Regions from separate parts of the Homo sapiens genome. Here region 2 is linked to region 1. A link is a loop called in an ENCODE intact Hi-C map of the cell type or tissue named here. Cell type or tissue: B cell. All regions are shown on one strand. Links, peaks and the distances in the headings refer to the core of each region. The heading gives the core; the rest is flanking DNA.

Region 1 (9,116 bases), core at 624-8,623:
GCTAGGATTACAGGTGTGAGCCACAGCACCTGGCCACAACTCTAGTCTTTAAATGAAGAGGGAGATGTCAAGAGTGATCTTGGAAATTAGAGAAAGAATTGCTTTGGAAGATGAATCTCTCCTGTCTCCATCATTTTGGGCACAGCGAGATGGGCACTCTTATCTCAAGTCGGACAAGAGGGGCTTCCCTGGGAGACTGTGTCCACAGTTTGTTGAACACAGTGGCCTGGTGCGGGGTGGAGCTTGAGCAATCTAAGATTGAGAAGGCATGGCTGGGGCTCAGTGTTCCAAGGGCCCTGCAAGGAAAGAGGCTGCACTGGGAATGACCTAGACCATCAGAGTCAGGGATGCAAGATATCCTGAATAATATCTTGGACAAAATAAACCATGAAGAAGAGCCTGCCGATCATACATTTGTTCATTCAACAAATACTAAGTGCCTATTATATGTCAAGCACTGTTTTAAGTATTCAAATCTGTAAATAAACAAGCCGTGATTCTCGTACTCATTGAGTTTACATTCCATTTGGAAGAAACAGATAAAAATGATAAGCATAATATATAATTGAACGATAGAATAGGATATGACAAGTATTATGGGAAAAACAGAGGCAAGGAAGGGGCACTGGAAGTTTTAGAGTGAGGTGGGTATGTAGGGTACAATTTTTAGAAAGGGCTTCACAGCAGGCCTCATTGAGCTGATAAGATCTGGGCAGATGTGGAGGAGGTAAGAGATTCAGACTTCCACATTTTGAACAAAGTCTTTTCTAGGAAGAGAGAATGCCAGTGCAAGTGCCCTAGAAGGGAGCATGTACAGCATGTTCAAGGTGCAGCAGAGCAGCTGGAGTGGAGTGAGCATGGGGTGAGAAATAAGAGATGAAGTCTGAGGTCAGGAAGGTAATGGGCTGTTAAAGTGAGGTGATCGCATAGGGCTTTATAGGCCCTTGTGTGTTCTTTGATTTTATTCTGAGTGAATACAGAAGCCCTGCAAAGCTCTGAGAAGAGGAGCCACTGTGACCTGCTTATGTTTTAATGAATCTCTAGCTGCTGTGTTGAGAATAGGCTGTTGAATGGCCAAGGGTGGGAAAAGGAAGACCCACTGGGAAACTGTGGCAGCAATCCAGGGAAGTGGTGATAGAGGTTTGGGCAAGGGCAGTAGAAGAGGAGATGGTGGGAAGCAGTCAGATTCTGGGATACATTTGAGGGTGAAACCAACAGTATTTCCCAGTGTATTGAACAATGTTAGAAGAAAAAGGGAATCAAGGATATCTCCAGGGCTTAGGGCCTGGGCACCTGAAAGAACAGTGCATTAGTGAGGCAGGAAGGGCTGCAGGTGGTCTGGAGGGCAAGACCAAGAGCTCAGTTTTGGGTGTGTTCATTTTGAGATATCCATGAGACATCAAGTGGTGATGCTGGATGTAGGAACCTGGAGTTCAGGAGGCAGATCTGGGCTGGGATTTCAATGTGGGAGTCATTGATGATGGTCATGTAAGGCCCCTGAGACTAGGATGAAATCATCAGAGAAATAAGAATTTTAAAGAATAAACTCCAGAGTCTTAAACACTGAGACATAAGGAACACAAGGGGGAACTAGGATATGAAATTAAGAGGGGATGATTAATGAGAGAGGATGAAAACCAAGGGAAGTGGTGACCTAGAGACCAAGTGAGGAGAGTGTATTCCAGGGGAGGATGCCTCTGGAATATCAGTGCCACGTGCTGCTGATAGGTCCAGTAGGCTGAAGCTGAGAATTGATAGTTGATGATCATATCAATTCCTGATTTTAAACACCACAATAAAATAAAAATAAGTGAAAAATTCCTTAACATAGTAAAATACATCTATAATGTCTATATCAGTATAAGTCCAAAGCCAGCATAAAATTATTATTTGCAGACAATATGATTGTTTACCTGAAAAACCCAAGACAATCAACCAATGCCCAGGCTGGAATGCAGTGAAGCAATCATAGCTCACTGCAGTCTGGAACTCCTGGGCTGAAGTGAGCCTCCCAAGTAGCTGAGATTACAGGTGTATACCACCATGGCAAGCTAATTTTATTTTTTCAGTAGAGATGGGGACTTATCGTGTTGCCCAGGCTGGTCTCAAACTCTTGGGCTCAAGCAAATTCCTGGTCTCAAGTGATCTTTCCAAAGTGTTGGATTACAGGTGTGAGCCACCACGCCTAATCTGAAAAATTTTAAAACACTAAGAGAACGCAGTTAAGTTTTTAGGCACAGTATTGATATACAGAAATCAGTAGTCTTTTGATATCTGAAACCTCATTGGAACATATAATGGCAAAAAGATCTCTTTTATAATAACAACTAAAAAGATAAAAGACCTGGGAAAAAACAGCACACACAAAAGTATAAAACTTACATAGGGAAAACTTTACAACACTATCAGAGGCCATAAAAGACCACCTTAACAAGTGGAAAACATGGTACATCCCTGAACAAGATTATACAGATGATAATTATCCATTAATCTAGATGCATACTGCAATCCTAATAAAAATACTAATAGTTTTTAATATATTTAAATTGTACAAACTTTTCTAATGTTCAGTGGATAGACAAGTTTGACAATAAAATAAAAAGACATCTTCATGGAAACAAAAAATATTCTAAAGAAAGAGAAAATATAAATGACAGATTGGGAAAAATTTTCAACTGATATAACTGAGGAGTAACTTTATTAATATACAAAGAGCTCCCACAAATAAATAAGCAAATCAACAACTCAATAAAAAATGGCAAAAGAAAATAAATGAGCAGGTAAAAGAAAATATAAATGTTTTAAAATGTATGAATTGATTCTCAATCTCACTACAAATAAAAAAATTGTAAAACTATAATGTAATATTGTTTTTCACTTATCATATGGGAAAAGATCAAAAAGTTTGATAACACCTTTGGCTAGTATCTAGGACGACAGGCATGCTCATACTTTGCTAATTGAAGTATAAACTGTTGCTACCTCTTGGAAGAGTGATTTGAGAATGCCTGGTTACAATTAAAGGGCCTCTAATGCTCTTTGATTTAGAAAATCCACTTCTAGGACTTTTCCTACAGATATACCTGCATTGGAGTGGTAACTATATATATATATATATATATATGTATGGGTATTTATTGCAGTATTTTGTTGTTGTTGTTGTTGTTTGTTTTTGTTTTTTAATCCTGCTTCTTTTGTATGCAGAACTATTTTGAATAGCAAGAGATTAAAAACTAATCACCTATAGAAAAGGGCCTGGTTGAGTAATATATATTACAACATGCAAGTAAGCATTACACAACTGTCTAAAACAATGAAGCAGTGTTATACACTGATATGGAAAGTTCTCCAAGATATGTTAAGTGAAAAACAAAAAAACCAAACAAACCAATGTGTAGAATGTGCTAATATTTGTTAAAGACACACATGTGTGATGTACTTTCCTGGAATAATGTAAAGGGTGGTTACCTCTTAGAATAGGAACTGGGTAGCTTAGGCAGACTTATTTTCAACCTATGTGCCTTTTGAATTTTATGCCAGATGCTTGATTTACTGATTTAAAAATACAAATAATTTTGAAAAAGTTAAAATAGATGTATGAAAAATTGATTAGAAAAGAGCAAGAAAATAAGCCTTTAGAGGTGTCATCAAGGTACTCTGCAGTGAATTCTGAAATGAAACAAATTAACAAATAAGTGAGACTCTATTTTAGCTCCTGCTGCAAATTCACTTGAAATCCACCAGATGGCACAAGAAAATGCGTTGTGAACAAACTTGGACAGGTTGGTGCAGGTAGCAAATGGGATTGGTGAGAAACTAGGACTCAGGAAAACAAAGGTTCTCTCCAGACTGATTCTAGGTGAGTGCATTCTAATTCCAGGCTAGCCATGGACATCAAGGGCATGATTTTGTCATGTCAGCCAGGTGATGCCAGGAATCACCAAGTAGTATCGACAATTATAAACATGGAATTATCTACATATCACAGCCTCTGCATGAATGGTTTATTGAACGCTCCCTTCCTCAACACAGAATTCTCTTTTTTTTTCTTCCCTCTTAATCCATACTTAATGCTTTATGAAAAGAGGTATTTGTTTCTTGGTAAGCCATGTTTCTTTAATTAAAGGAGGAGAGTTGGGAGAGATCCACTGGAAAAGGAGAAAATTCTGGTTTCACAATATGCACTATTTATGAGGGTGCTTTGCTGTTGAAACCTATTAAAGGCCAGCCCAGCCTAGTTTGCCTCTTGCCCTCCCAGGAGACAATTACTGTCCTGCATAACAATTTGAAGGAAATATCGGATGTGGTCGAAAGACCAGTTGTGGCCCTCTCTCTAGCAACCATTTCTGCTTAGATTTCTTAATTGTTTCCACCACTTCCTTTACTGGGCTTGTGGCCTTCTGTGTTCTGCAGGATTCTGAGCTTTCATAAAAGCCTCCCATTCTCTCTGGAACTCACATGTGCAAGCAGATACTTCCTGGATCCCAGAGCAGCAGCACCTTAGAGAAGCGGCTCCAGCCAAATTCATCTAGTGCACATGCACATGGGAGCCTTTGCAACGCCTGGGCTTCTTTTTGACCACGGGGAAGAAGGCCCAAGTGGTCCAAGCCACTCTCTTCCCTCCTTATTCAGCCTAGCTTTCCCTTCCTCCACTCCCAGAGTTCTGGTCTGTTCTTAGCCCCTACTGAGAGTGTCTTTGCCAATGACTTTCTCCTCTCACCTCCTTGTAGGTCTGTTTCAGGTGTGGCCTTCCGAAAGATTTTGCCAGGTAAGACAGGACTTCAAGGAAAGGAATAAGACAGGAAGATTCTTCAATGGTACAGTTTTTGCCATTGAAATGCCCAGGTAGAGAGATATGTAGGGAAACACTGAGGACTACTGGAGAAATGACCACCTTTTTTGCTAAAATGAGGGACTAGCTCTCTTATCAATCCTGCCTCTGACCTGTGGGCAAAACACTGGCACAGAGTTAGAGGCAGGCAGGGGTGTGGGACCAGGAGTCAGAGTAGCCTCATCTCAGCACTGTGACCTCCATTTAGGGAAAGACTGCACTTACTATCCAGAGCCTTCGTGTCCTCCTCTCTACAATGGGAATAGCAGTTATCAGTCAAGTCCACCTCAAAGAACAGTTGAGAAGAGGGATACATTCGTAATTTATGTAAAAGAATTTTGAGATTGGTGAGATGTTTTGCATCCATGGAATATTAATAAAACCACAGCAGAACTAGCTTATGTATTGGGAGGTATGTTGATAAGAAATTATGGCTGTGATGGGACCTAGGAAACACTGCCATGGTGTCTTTGGCTGAATGTGGGGCTTAATGCAGGTGAGGACATGTGCTGGGTAATTGAAGTCACTACAATTCTTCCAATATGGGCTAAATGCAAGGAAAGCTCCTCTGCCCTAGGTAAAGAGCTGGCTGCCTTTTAGGAAATTGAGGCTTTTTAGTGAAAATATCAAAGCTGGGTCCAGGAGCTCACACTTGTAATCCCAACACTCAAGTGAGATGGGAGGATCACTTGAGCCCAGGAATTTGAGACCAGACTGGGCAACAAATGGAGACACCATTTCTAAACAACAACAACAATAACAACAACAGCAAATTAGCCTGGTGTGGTGGCACATGCCTTTAGCCCCAGCTACTTGGGAGGCTGAGGTGGGGGGATTGCTTAATCCAAGGAGGTTGAGGCTGCAGTGAGTCATAATCATGACACTGCACTCCAGCCTGGGCAATAGTAAGTCTCTCTCTCTCTCTCTCTCTCTCTCTCTCTCTATATATATATATATATATATATATATATATGTTTGTGTGTGTGTGTGTGTATATGTGTGTATGTGTGTACATATATATTATTTGAAATGTTGACAGAAGCCTCACATCAGTCCTTCTTGTCAATGAATGATAAATCAAATTCAATACTTGTAATTCTCCATTTGTATCTTAATTCGGAGCATCTGCCAATTCTTATCCCATTCTTTGCTTTTCAAATAGACTTGCAAACGTGGTTGTTACCAAATCTGGAATTGCACACACAATTCTCCCTAAACCCCTTCTGCCAGATTACTGTTATGTAAACCACCTTCTTTATAGTCCTCCACAGTTTGCAATGGTATTTTACTTGATTTTTTTTTTCAGTGAGCTCCCCACCTTTAGTGCTACAAGTCATATGCTACATTTACATTTAAGCAGTGGTCCACTTATAGAGTATGAAGAACTTCCACAAATCACATTCATTACCCACAAAGCACTCTGTAATACAGATACCACTTCTCTTTCTTTTTTATTTTAAGTTCTGGGATACATGTGCAGAACATGCAGGTTTGTTACATAGGTATACATATGCCATGGTGATTTGCTGCATGTATCAACCCGTCATCTAGGTTTTAAGCTCCACATGCATTAGCTGTTTGTCCCAATGCTCTCCCTCCCCTTGCCCCCAACCCCTGACAGGCCCCGGTGTGTGATGTTCCCCTCCCTGTGTCCATGTGTTTTCATTGTTCAACTCCCACTTATGAGTGAGAACATGCGGTGTTTGGTTTTCTGTTCCTGGATACCACCTCTCTTTCACAGATGAAGAAACAGACTCAAAGGGATTTGCTGATTTGTCCAAAGATGTAGTTTGTCAATTCAAAGTAAGAATTAGGACTTAGCCCTATAAACTGTCCCTGTTTTAGCAGCACCATGTAAGAAGTCGCAACAGTGCAGGAAACATTGGAGTTTCATGATGCTGAATGAAAGAAACGACACGTGACATCTGTCATGGAGCATTTAGTCGTGACTCATTGGCTGCTCTATCCTGCTCCACCTATTTTCTAAAATGTGTTGGAATGTGTAGCCCCTGAGACTCCACAAAAAAAGAGGCTCCCTTGTCCAAATATATTTGGAAAATGTGGCATATTACACTCGCCCTCCTCTCCTACAATGTGCACATTAGCATCGTAAAGGCCCTGAGAAGTCCTCCACTAAAGAAATCTGTTTTACCTTGTTTGACCCTATATTTCCCAAGCTTATTTGGGCACAGACTTCTTTATATAACATCTATTAAATCTATTAAAATCCTGCAGAATTAGTGTGCCATGCAGGGAATACGCTTTTGGAGAAGTGTATAAAAATGATTTGAGGGAAGTTGAGAAAGTCAGAGAAGGTAATCAAAGGGGATTTAAACTAGTCAAGAAAAAGTGTATGAGAAAAACAGGCAGCACAGTTGAAGGATACCCCTCAGAAGTCTGTGAGCTGGATGCTGCTGCTGTGTGCCTCTGACAGCTCTTCATCCAGGCACTGACCCAGCTCTGGGCCTCAGCTTCCCCATCTCTAAACCGAAGGGGTTTGCCTGGGATTTCTCTAAAGCTATTTCCCTCCCAAATTGTCAGTTACATTTTCCCCAGGAGATCCTGAAACTAATTCCGTGAACATTTTTATTTGCAACCTTTTACTTTGATATAACTTGAAATTTAGAGAAACATTAGAAAAAGGACACATGAGGAATTTTCTTTCCTCCGATTCATCCGCTGTGTATATTTTGCCATATTTGCTTTCTAGTTCTCCCTCCATCTCCCTCTTTCTTTCTCCCTCCCACCGCCACTTTCTCCTATGCTCTCTCATATTCTTTTTCTCTGAACCACTTGAGACTAAGTTGGAGATATCATTCCCCTTTTACTCCAATACTTCAGGGTGAATTTTCTAAGAATTAGGACATTCTCTTATCTATCCACAGTATCATCATCAAAATCAGCTACTTAACTTTGATACAATACCATCATGTAATTCATAGTCAATAATGAAGTTTTATCTATTCTCTCAATATCTTTATAGCTACCATTCCTCCCCTAAACTTCATTAACTTTGTATAGAGGGCAAGGTTAAGTCAATGTTAAAATCATTTGGGAGGCCGAGGAGGGTGGATCACGAGGTCAGGCGTTCAAGACCAGCCTGGCCAACATTGTGAAACCCCGTATTTCCTGAAAATACAAAAAATTAGCTGGGTGTGGTGGTGGGCACCTGTAATCCCAGCTACTCGAGAGGCTGAGGCAGGAGAATGGCTTGAACCTGGGAGGCGGAGGTTGCAGTGAGCCGAGATTGCGCCATTGCACTCCAGACTGGGTGACAGTGTGAGACTCCATCTCAAAAAAAAAAAAAAATCATTTATCCACCTAAAATGAAATAAATGGAGCATCCCATTTCCCCTGTCCTCTTGTTTCAACACTGGATAAATGGGTGGAAGAGACAGATAGGAGAGGAGTGAAAGTTGTCTGAAAAGTATTAGGCAATAAATTTTGGACTTGGTATGTCTATTCAGCCATACAAGAACAAATGCCTCCGTGCATGTTAATTGTTTTACTGAAAGTCTTTGAGGTTTACAATGAGAAAAAAACTGATTTATTGTGAAAATCAGCACTTTCTGAAAAAAGAAATTTGGTCACTCCTCCTTCTTTTATTTATTCTCACTGTGCATATATATTTCCTTAACTAGATTATAAGTGCCTTTGAGTGATAGCTGGCTGATTCAGAGCACAGTGAAAGATCCGACTGGCTAGAGAAGCTTTATCAAAGAAAAGAGCAAGGGATGTGTTTGGAAAGGTAGGTTTGGCACAAACCTTGAATACTTAAATACATCGCTTAGGATTTAATTCTTTTCTTCTTTCCTAGAAAGAATTATTGCATCATAATCTTTCAGCAGTGGAGGGCAGATGAAAGAGAACAGACTTTGAAGTCCTAGGAATCAAATCTCAGCTTCACTGCTTATTAGCTGAGCATGTTCTTTAACCTCTCTGGATCTCACTGAAAAAATATGTATCTTAAGAAAGCGGACTGAGAGGTGGGCTTCAATGAGCTAACATGTATCAAGTGCTCATCCTTCCTCTTCCCACTTGCGTATATCTCATATCCTCAAATATTCTCATTTGTTAAACGCTGAAAGTCTAAAATCAACTTCTCACAAGAATTTAACATTTACCTGGGATCTACACATTTGGGAGAAGGAATCACAGAAATAGGAATATGGTGATGCTGCAAAACACCTTCATAAAGGGGGTTTGGACATTTCAGCCTGGATTGTATTGATTGCTTCCCTCTTACGTGTGTTTGGTTTGTCATCTTCACTCTTTTCTCCAGATT
Region 2 (9,116 bases), core at 551-8,550, 49 kb after region 1:
TTCGCAGCAATGCAAATGGAGCAGGAGGCCATTATCCCAAGCAAATTAGCACAGGAACAGAAAACCAAATACTGCATGTTCTCACTAAGTGGGAGCTAAACTTGGAGTACACATGGACACAACGAAGGGAACAACAGACACAGGGGTTTACTTGAGAGTGGAGGACAAAGGAGGGTGAGGATCCAAAAACTACCTGAGGACAAAATAATTTGTATACCAAACCCCAGGGACATGCAATTTACCCATGTAACAAACTCGCACATGTACTCCCTGAACCTAAAATAAAAGTTGGAGGGAAAAAAATGGATGATAAATTTTATATAAAGCTATAAAAATTGTGAAAGAAAACACAAGAGAATATTTATCAATAGCAATTACCACAGCTCCAAAAAATAAAATAAAATAAAATAAATACTTAGCTATAAATCTATAAATCTTGGGGTTAGGCAAAGCCTTCTTAGATGTGACACCAAAAACATGATCCATTTTTTTAAAAAAAGAATAAACTGGACTACATCAACATTAAAAACTTTTCCTCTGCAAAATACTAAAAGAGAATAATTATAGGCAAGTTATATATTAAGAGAAATATTTGTCACGTATATGACAAAGAACTTGTATATAAAGACTGTCAAAACTTAATAGTAAGAAAATAAGCTACCCAATTAAAAATAGGCAAAGAATTTGAACCACACTTAACCAAAGAGAATATACAGAAGGTAAATAAGCACAGGGAGAGATGCTGAACACCATTAGTTATTATGGAAATGCAAATTAAAGCCTTGATGATACCACCACAAACCTGTTAGAATGGCTGAAATAAAAAATATCGACAATACCAAATTCTGAGAATGATGCAAAGCAGCTGGAACTGTCATATATTAGTGAAAGGAATGAGAAATGTTATAGGCACTATGGAAAACAGCTTGCCAGTTTCTTATAAAATTAAACATATGCTTAACTTATGGCCCAGCAATCCCACTCCTAGGTATTTACCCTAGAAAAATGAAAACTATATTTCACACAAAAATCTGCATATGAATGTTTACAGTAGCTCTAGTCATAAGTACCAAAAACTGGAAACAGCTCAAATGCCTTGAAACAGGTCAATGGATAAACAAACTGTGGTACATCCAGATGATAAAATATTACCCAGCAATAGAAAGGAATGAATGCTTGATACTTGCAACAACATGCATCACTATCAAAGGCATCTTGCTGAATGAAAGAAATCAGTCTCACATACAAATGGCCAACAGATATATGAAAATGTGCTCAATATCACTAATCATCAGGGAAATACAAATTAAAGTCGCAATAGAATATCTCCTCACACCTGTTTGAATGGCTACTATCAAAAACGCAAGATAAGTTTTAGAGAGGATGTGGAGAAAAAGGAACCTTGCTACACTGTTGGTGTGAACGTAAATTAGTACAGCCATTATGGAAAAACAGCATAGAAGTTCCTCAAAAGATTAAAGATATAATTACCGTATGATCTCACCAGCAACCCCACTTCTGAGTATGTATCCAAAGGAATTGAAATCAGTATGTCAAAGCAGTATCTGCACTTCCATGTTTATTGCAGCGTTATTCACGATAGCCAAGATATGGAAGCAAACTGTGTCCACCAACAGATGAATGGATAAAGAAAATGTAGTTTATAATACACAATGAAATACTACTCAGCCTTAAAAAATAAGAAAATTCTGTCATCTGCAACAACATGGATGAACCTGGATGACATGTTAAGTGAGATAAGCCAGGCACAGAAAGACAAATACTGAATGACCTTATTTGTCTATGGAACCTAAAAAACTAAAACTCATAGAAGTAGCAAGTGGAATGGTGATTACCAGAGGCTGGTAGGCGGAAAGGGAAGGGTGAGGATAGGAAAGGGAAGATAATTGTCAAAGGGTACAAAGTTTCCGTTAGACCAGCAGGAATAAGTTTCAGGATCTATTGCACAGCATGGTGACTCATAGCTAATGATAAAGTTCATATATCTCAAAACTGCTGAAAGGGTTAATTTTAAATGTTTTCACCACGCAAAAAAATGATAAGTATATGAAATGATGAATAATGTTAATTAGCTAGATTTAATCACTCTACAATAATTCATGACATGGCATTGTACCTGGTCTATAATTATTATTTGTCAATTAAAAATAAAATAAAATGGTCAGGTGCGGTGGCTCACTCCTGTAATCCCAGCACTTTGGGAGGCTGAGGCGGGCAGATCACTTGACGTCAGGAGTTCAAGACCAGCCTGGCCAACATGGTGAAACTCTGTCTCTACTAAAAATACAAAAATTAGCCCAGCACGGTGGTGCACACCTGTAATCCCAGCTACTTGGGAAGCGGAAGCATGAGGATCGCTTGAACATGCGAGGCGGAGCTTGCAGTGAGCCAAGATCACTCCACTGCACTCCAGCCTGGGCGACAGAGGGAGACTCCGTTTCAAAAATAAATAAATAAATAAATAAATAAATAAATAAATAAATAAATGAAATAAAATACCACAAAACTTAAAAAAAAGGAATCAGTTTCAAATGGCTACCTACTATATGATTCCATTTGTATGACATCTGGAAAACACAAAACTACAGTGATGGAGAAAAGATCAATGGTTGTCAGAGGCTATGGACAGGAGGAGGATGTGTCTAAAAAAGGAGCAGCACAGGGAATTTTGGCAGTGATGGATCTGTTCTGTGTCCTGTTTGTGGTGAAGGTTTACATGAATCTATATATGTGTGTGTGTAAATATACATACATATATACACGTACATGTATATGTACATGTTTATACACATATATGTATATACACATATGTAGTTGTACATGTATATGCATACATATGTATATATAAATAATATACACATGCATATATGTGTATATACACATATGTGTATATATATGTAAACATATATAGCGTCTCTCTATATAACATATATAATCTATGTATGTGTTAACTCTACATCCAAAAAATCAATTTTATCGGATGTTAACTTTAAAAATAAAGAAAATAGAGCAAAAATTCATACTTAGTATTTCAAATATTTTTAAAGGAGGAAATATCACTCATGAAGAAAACAATACATTGTGAAACATAAAAACAGGCAGAACTGAAACAGTATCATGTGAGTGTGAGCTTTTTTTAGAAGAGAGTGATTAAGTAACTTGACAACAAGACACATATTTAATAAGAGACACTAGTGGGATTTGAATGCAAGTCCCCTGACTTGGACTACAGAAGAATTTTTACAGAAGTATCCCACAAAGCACCCGTGCTAAGTGGGAAAGAGCCCTGGATTCCAACTCAACATGCTTGCATTTGAATCTTGGCTCCACCCTGCCTTCTAGCTTTGAATCTGTTTCCTCTTCTGTAAAATGAGATCAATAGCAGAATCTACCTTATAAAATTTTGTCACGTGTATGTAAAATGCTTCATGTATCCCCGACATAGGAGTGTTCAAGAAATGGCAGCTATTTACCTCTTGCAGCCTTAGTTTCTCCCCTAGCAACATAGAAATGACACCTGCGTTGTGAGAGATTTAAAAAGCATGCTACAAATATGTTCTTTTGCTGGCATGTTAGTATTTGCACAAAGAACACAAGTCCTTGAGGTTTATATTTAGTTACAGAAATGGATGAAGTAAATTGAATTTAGGTATGTTTGATACAAAACACAGTCTTCCTTTCACTCCCACCCCACCTCCAGCTCCTTTCTCATTTTTGGCTGTGTAATGAATGCTCTCTGGGTACATGTCCATAACTATTTAAAAATATCTATCAAGATTTTCTTCATCGAGATTTTATATATATATATATGTGTGTGTGTGTGTGTGTGTGTGTGTGTGTGTGTGTATTATATATGTCTATGTATTCCTGTACAGCCTGCAGAACCATATGGATATGGTGTGGATCTGTGTCCCCACCCATATCTGATATTGAATTGTAATTTCCAGTGTTGGAGGTGAGGACTGGTGGGAGGTGATTGGACCACGGGGGAAGATTTCTTGTGAATGATTTAGCCCCATCATCTTTGTACTATCCTCATGATAGTGAGTGAGTTCCTGTGAGATGTGGTCATTTAAAAATGTGTAGCACTTTCCCCCTCACTCTGTCATTCCCGCTCTGCTCATGTGATGTGCCTGCTGTGGCCATATGATGTGCCTGCTCCCCCTTCGCCTTCTGCCATGATTGTCTAAGTTTCCTGAGGCCTCTCCAGAAGCCAGCAGATGCCAGCGTCATGCTTACAGTACAGCCTGCAGAACTATGAGCCAATTAAGCATCTTTTCTTTATAAATTACCCAGTCTCATGTATTTCTTTATAGCAATGCAAGCACAGACTAATACATATATAATCTGGGCTCAAAGACAAGAAAAAGTAATCAAGATAAGGAACAAGAGGAAGGCAGAGGGAAGCAAGAGGAGCAGAAAAAAAGCCTCCTAGAATAACTTTTCTGAGCAAAGCAACTCTGGTTAGCTTGTTGCTTTTATGCACTTGTGAAGCAGGAGCACACATTGCAAGCACCCTGATTATTATTATAAATATAGATCACCTCGATTACTGTAAGTGATGTTGCTTAATACAATGGATAGCAGCTTTTTAAAACAGGCAAAGCTCTTTTCCAAGTATTGACGTCAGCAGGACCTTGTAATTGTTCCTCTTATTGGTTCAACCGCCACTACAGCCACAGATGTCGCCAGCAAGCATGACAGGGACTGCCGCTTTCCACACTGCAACACAGACTCGAAGAAGCTGCCCTCTACTTGGGGTTGGTAGGGTTGGTAGCAACCTTTGCCTCTAGCTTATTAGCTGTGTGCATCATTTTCAGTTAGAGGTGTAAGATGGTTGGGAGAAGCGGATCAAGGTGTGCTTAGGTAGGAAATGTTTGTTTTATCTCTTTTCTCACTTGAGTTTACAAAATTCAGTGTTAGAATTCACCTCAGTTCACCTGTAAGGTAGGCATTGGTGCTCTCCTTATTCATAGGCAGAGGAAATGCCTGCCTGGTTTAATTCTTTAGGTGAGAATCTGCAAGCCCTTTTCTCCTACTCCAACTCATTCTCCCACCAGCCCTGACATGTTGCTAGAAATATCAGGATTATTAAATCTGGATTAATATTTTGGCTAGATTTAACTTTTTGGCCTTTTAGCAAAGAGCAGGACCTAGAGAAAAAGAGATCCAAGAAAGACAAGTTTTGGCAGGAACATTAAAGGTGAGATAGAAAAAGGGATTAGAAGCAGCAAAGAATGATGGGGTTCAGAGGTGTTCAGGGTGCTGGGCAGAGATGAGGAACATTCAGAAAGGAAGAGAACACAAATAAAAATGGAAGTTGCTAAACACGATTTTGCCCACTCCATCAGAAGAAACTTACCTAGATATCACTTCATACCTGTTAGGATGGCTTTCATCAAAAAGACAAAAGATAAGTGTTGGTGAATGTGGGAAGAAAGGAAACCCTAGCACACTGTTGGTGGGAATGTAGATTGATTCACCCACTGCAGAAAACAGCATGGAGTTTCCTAAAGAAATTAAAAATAGAGGTGGTGGACATGACCCAGCAATCCCTCTTCTGGGTATATACCCAAAGGAAATGAAATCACTACATCGTAAACATATCTGCACTCGCATATTTATGGCAGCCTTATTCACAGTAGCTAAGATATGGGAACAACTAAAGTGTCTGTCAATGTATGCATTAATAAAAAAATTGTGGTGTATTTATATACAATGGAATATTATTCAGCCTTAAAAAAGAAAGAGATCTTGCCATTTGTGACAACATGGATGAACCTAATTGACATTAGAAGTGAAATAAGCCAGGAACAGAAAGAAAAATACTGCATGACCTCCCTTATATGCGGAAACAACAAAAAAGAATTGAATACATTGAAATGGAGTAGAATAGTGGTTACCAGGGGTGAGGAAAGGGGAAGATGTAGGTCAGCAGGCACAAAGTTGCAGTTATGTAGGATGAATAGGTTTAGAGCTCTAAAGTACAACAGGAGAAGTATAGTTAATAATATTGTATTATATATGAGAAATTTGCTTGGAGAGTGGGCGTTAGGCACCCTTATCACACATATAAGAAAGATAACTGTATAAGATGATGGATATGTTCCTTTGCTTGATTGTAGTAATAGCTTTGCTATAGGTATATCAAAGCATCATACTGTACACCTTAAATACAGAAAATAAAAAGTAAATAAAAGAAGAAACTTACCTGGTCCTTCTAAGATTAAGTAATAAGAAAATGACTTGGTAGTTGGCTATTCTCTGTGTCCTATTTTATCACACTCTGAGTAATGTTTATTGAAGAGCGGGAAATACTAAACATGTTGGGTTTTAGAGATAAAATGAGATGTGTCATGACTTTGAAGTTGGTTGTCTTAATTTTGCCTTTATTCACCACAAGTAAGACTTGGAAAGCTGTGAAATCTTGGGGTTTTTTTCCCCCACTGGCTATGTTCCCATGTTCATAATAATGCTTCCGGAAAGACCAAACTCAAGTCATGTCCCGGATGTGACCAAGACTGGAATATTATCTAGGATCTGTATAAAACTCTCGTTTTCCGAGAGAATGTTTGCTAAAATAGCTCTTGTAACTCCCAAAAGTCTGACTGGTTTTCTCGCTGCATGTGAAGGCTGATTTGCTTTGACTGAGACCTGTATACATGTGCTCCGCCTATGGTAATTGGCCATGCCTTAGGGTTGGGGGTAGGGTGGGGGACAACGGTACGTGTAAAACAGAAATGACATCTTCATTTCCTGCAAAAGCCATTTGTGTAAACTGTGTAAACTCTGTGAACTTTGCTGAGTTTCAATAAATACTTTGAAATCTGAGATGACTGAGACTTCTTTCTGCCCTGTCTAGGGTAACAATAAACTTCCAGCAAATGTTGACTTCTGAGGAAGTAGCCACAGCCACCAGCTTCACCAAGAAAAGGAGGGGGAGAGTTTCTTCACATCAAAGAATGCTCTAAATGGATGCAGATAATTAACCATGTTATAAAGCCCCTGGTTGTGCCTGAGTTCTATTAATGGTTTGGGTAACAGTGTGAGCTCTGGGGTCAAAGAGCACTAGGTTTAAAGCCCATTGAGTATGGACAAGTTAGTAACTTCCTCTGTCTCTGTTTTCTCACATGTAAAATGGAGGTAACGATAACATGTGAAGCACTTCAACCAATTCGTAGAGCCCAGTAAGGGATAACAAAATGGCAGATACTAGTATCATTATTGTTGCTCTTCATGTCTGTTATCATCATCATAATTATAATTCCTTAAATGGATATCTTTTTTTCATCTGCTCCACAGATTTGGAGCCACTCCTCCCATCAGGCCAGGTGGATACACCTAAAATCGCACTCTTAACTGCTAGAGCCAAGATGGCAATTAGGTTGCAGCTCAGTGTTCCAACTCTGATTAGTTGATATTAGCTTCCTGGAAAGCTGGGTAGACCAGATTCTTAAGGCTGTTGTGAGATTAGCAGAGCATCATGATCGATTATCACTGTCTGCCATAAGCATGGGAGGGAAAAGGGAATACTCTGCTTATTTGCCAGCCCTGGCCTAGGAGCTGTGCACCATGCCTCAGATGCTTTCTGCCCCACTGAAACAGTGCAGAAAAGTACAAACATTCTCCTTTCTGGGTACCATAATTCTACCAATCCTGATGTTAAAAGAGATTCTTATTGGTAACAGGCTATAACCCAGTTCAAGACCAGACACTGAAAAATTGATGAGTTGTCCTTGTTTTTCTCTTTTTTCAATTTTGTTCAGGGCTTCATAGCTTCCTTCTGGGCAAACTATTTGGCTAGTAGACATGATTTGAGTAACACGGTGGTCTGCTTTTCTTCAATAATGATGATAATGGCATATATTTTCAGAGCACTTAATTTATAAAATGCTCTTACATCCATTAGGATACTTTATATTCAACTGTTTGGCATGCAGAAGGCACAAAAGGAAGTGAAGGCAAACTGGTGTGGGTATTTCTCAAGTCTCGTCTCAAGCTCATTGATGATTCTAGCACATATGTTTTGTTTCCAAAGTGCTGGCGTTTCACTTCCAGGGTAATGGTATCTGCCTCTTGCTGTGATCCTTCCTCTGGTTTCTTGACTCCTTAATTAATTTTCCTTTCATTTATAATTCTTCCTCATGTAATACATGTTTGCCTGTTGTTAAAATATTGCCCTCACATTGTGCAGCATGCCCCAGTATTTCCTCAATGAGTCACTTATGGATCTCAGGGCCAATTTTGTTCCCAAGACAAAATGCCAAGGCCAAGATGAGTTCCAGTTTTGTGCTAATGATTTCAAATTCTTAAGGCTTAGAAACCCCCCCAAGTGCCACACAGATACCAAAATGATTAAATGGTGGCCTCTGTAGAAGGCAGGCTCTCCATCCTTTGCTGAACCAAAGGGCTATTTTCCCGTTCTCTTAGATAGCTTCTACTTCAGAAGTATAATCTATTCTCTCCCACTCATCCAGTCTCAAGAGAATTGGAACTATTTTGCAATAAAAGATGTGTAAGGCTGACCCTCCCTGCCTACGCTGCTCTCTGCTTAAATGGGTTGAGTCAGTATTTCCTCTTTTTCTAATTCAGCAATGGGCCAGCTGGTTTTGTCTGATAGACTAAGACCCAATTAAATGACCTTCTTTCTAACCAGGAAAACAATAGAGGTAAGCAATTATTTAATTAATGGAATCAAAGAAGACTGTGAAACATATAAATTTAGATTCTAAAACTTATTTCTTTCAGAGCAATATTTTGGGAAATTTCCATAGGAGAGTGATTTGTTTCCATTGTGAAACTTTGAATTACATAACAGAAACTATGTCTTGCTTTCCATTGATTGTATGACAACCTAGAGGGATGAAAATTATTTAGATGAGGAAATAAAAAATATTATTTGTTGTTTTTGGTTTCAAAGCCCAACAAAAATCTATTTAGGCTGCATGACCTAAATAGTCTCTTACATAATTGTTTTCACTGTGTTAGGGTTTGGTATTATATCTGCAGTTTACATTAAAAGGTCCTACAAGAAACAACCATATGAAAACTAATTTTGCATTTAATTTGGGGATATGATTTAAATACAGTTTCCA

The links. Peaks named below come from ENCODE experiments on the same cell type or tissue, not always from the same donor. Only the 100,000 strongest peaks of a DNase experiment are listed, where the experiment ranks them.
Region 2: a loop joins it to region 1, with 5 times the contacts of the local background. A loop is called at or near these places in 7 of 110 quality-filtered maps.

Annotation. Positions count from the first base shown.
Region 1 is chr10:62,488,458-62,497,573 of GRCh38, forward strand. No RefSeq gene overlaps it. Among named protein-coding and RNA genes, the nearest start is that of ZNF365, 120 kb to the left of the region's middle. In B cell, for the core only: CTCF peaks have their summits at 3,744 (motif pointing right) and 3,944; a DNase peak (open chromatin) is centred at 3,774.
Region 2 is chr10:62,537,326-62,546,441 of GRCh38, forward strand. No RefSeq gene overlaps it. Among named protein-coding and RNA genes, the nearest start is that of ZNF365, 170 kb to the left of the region's middle. In B cell, for the core only: no CTCF peak of the experiment used is centred there; DNase peaks (open chromatin) are centred at 1,466, 3,266 and 4,706; H3K4me3 peaks cover 759 bases; H3K27ac peaks cover 4,757 bases.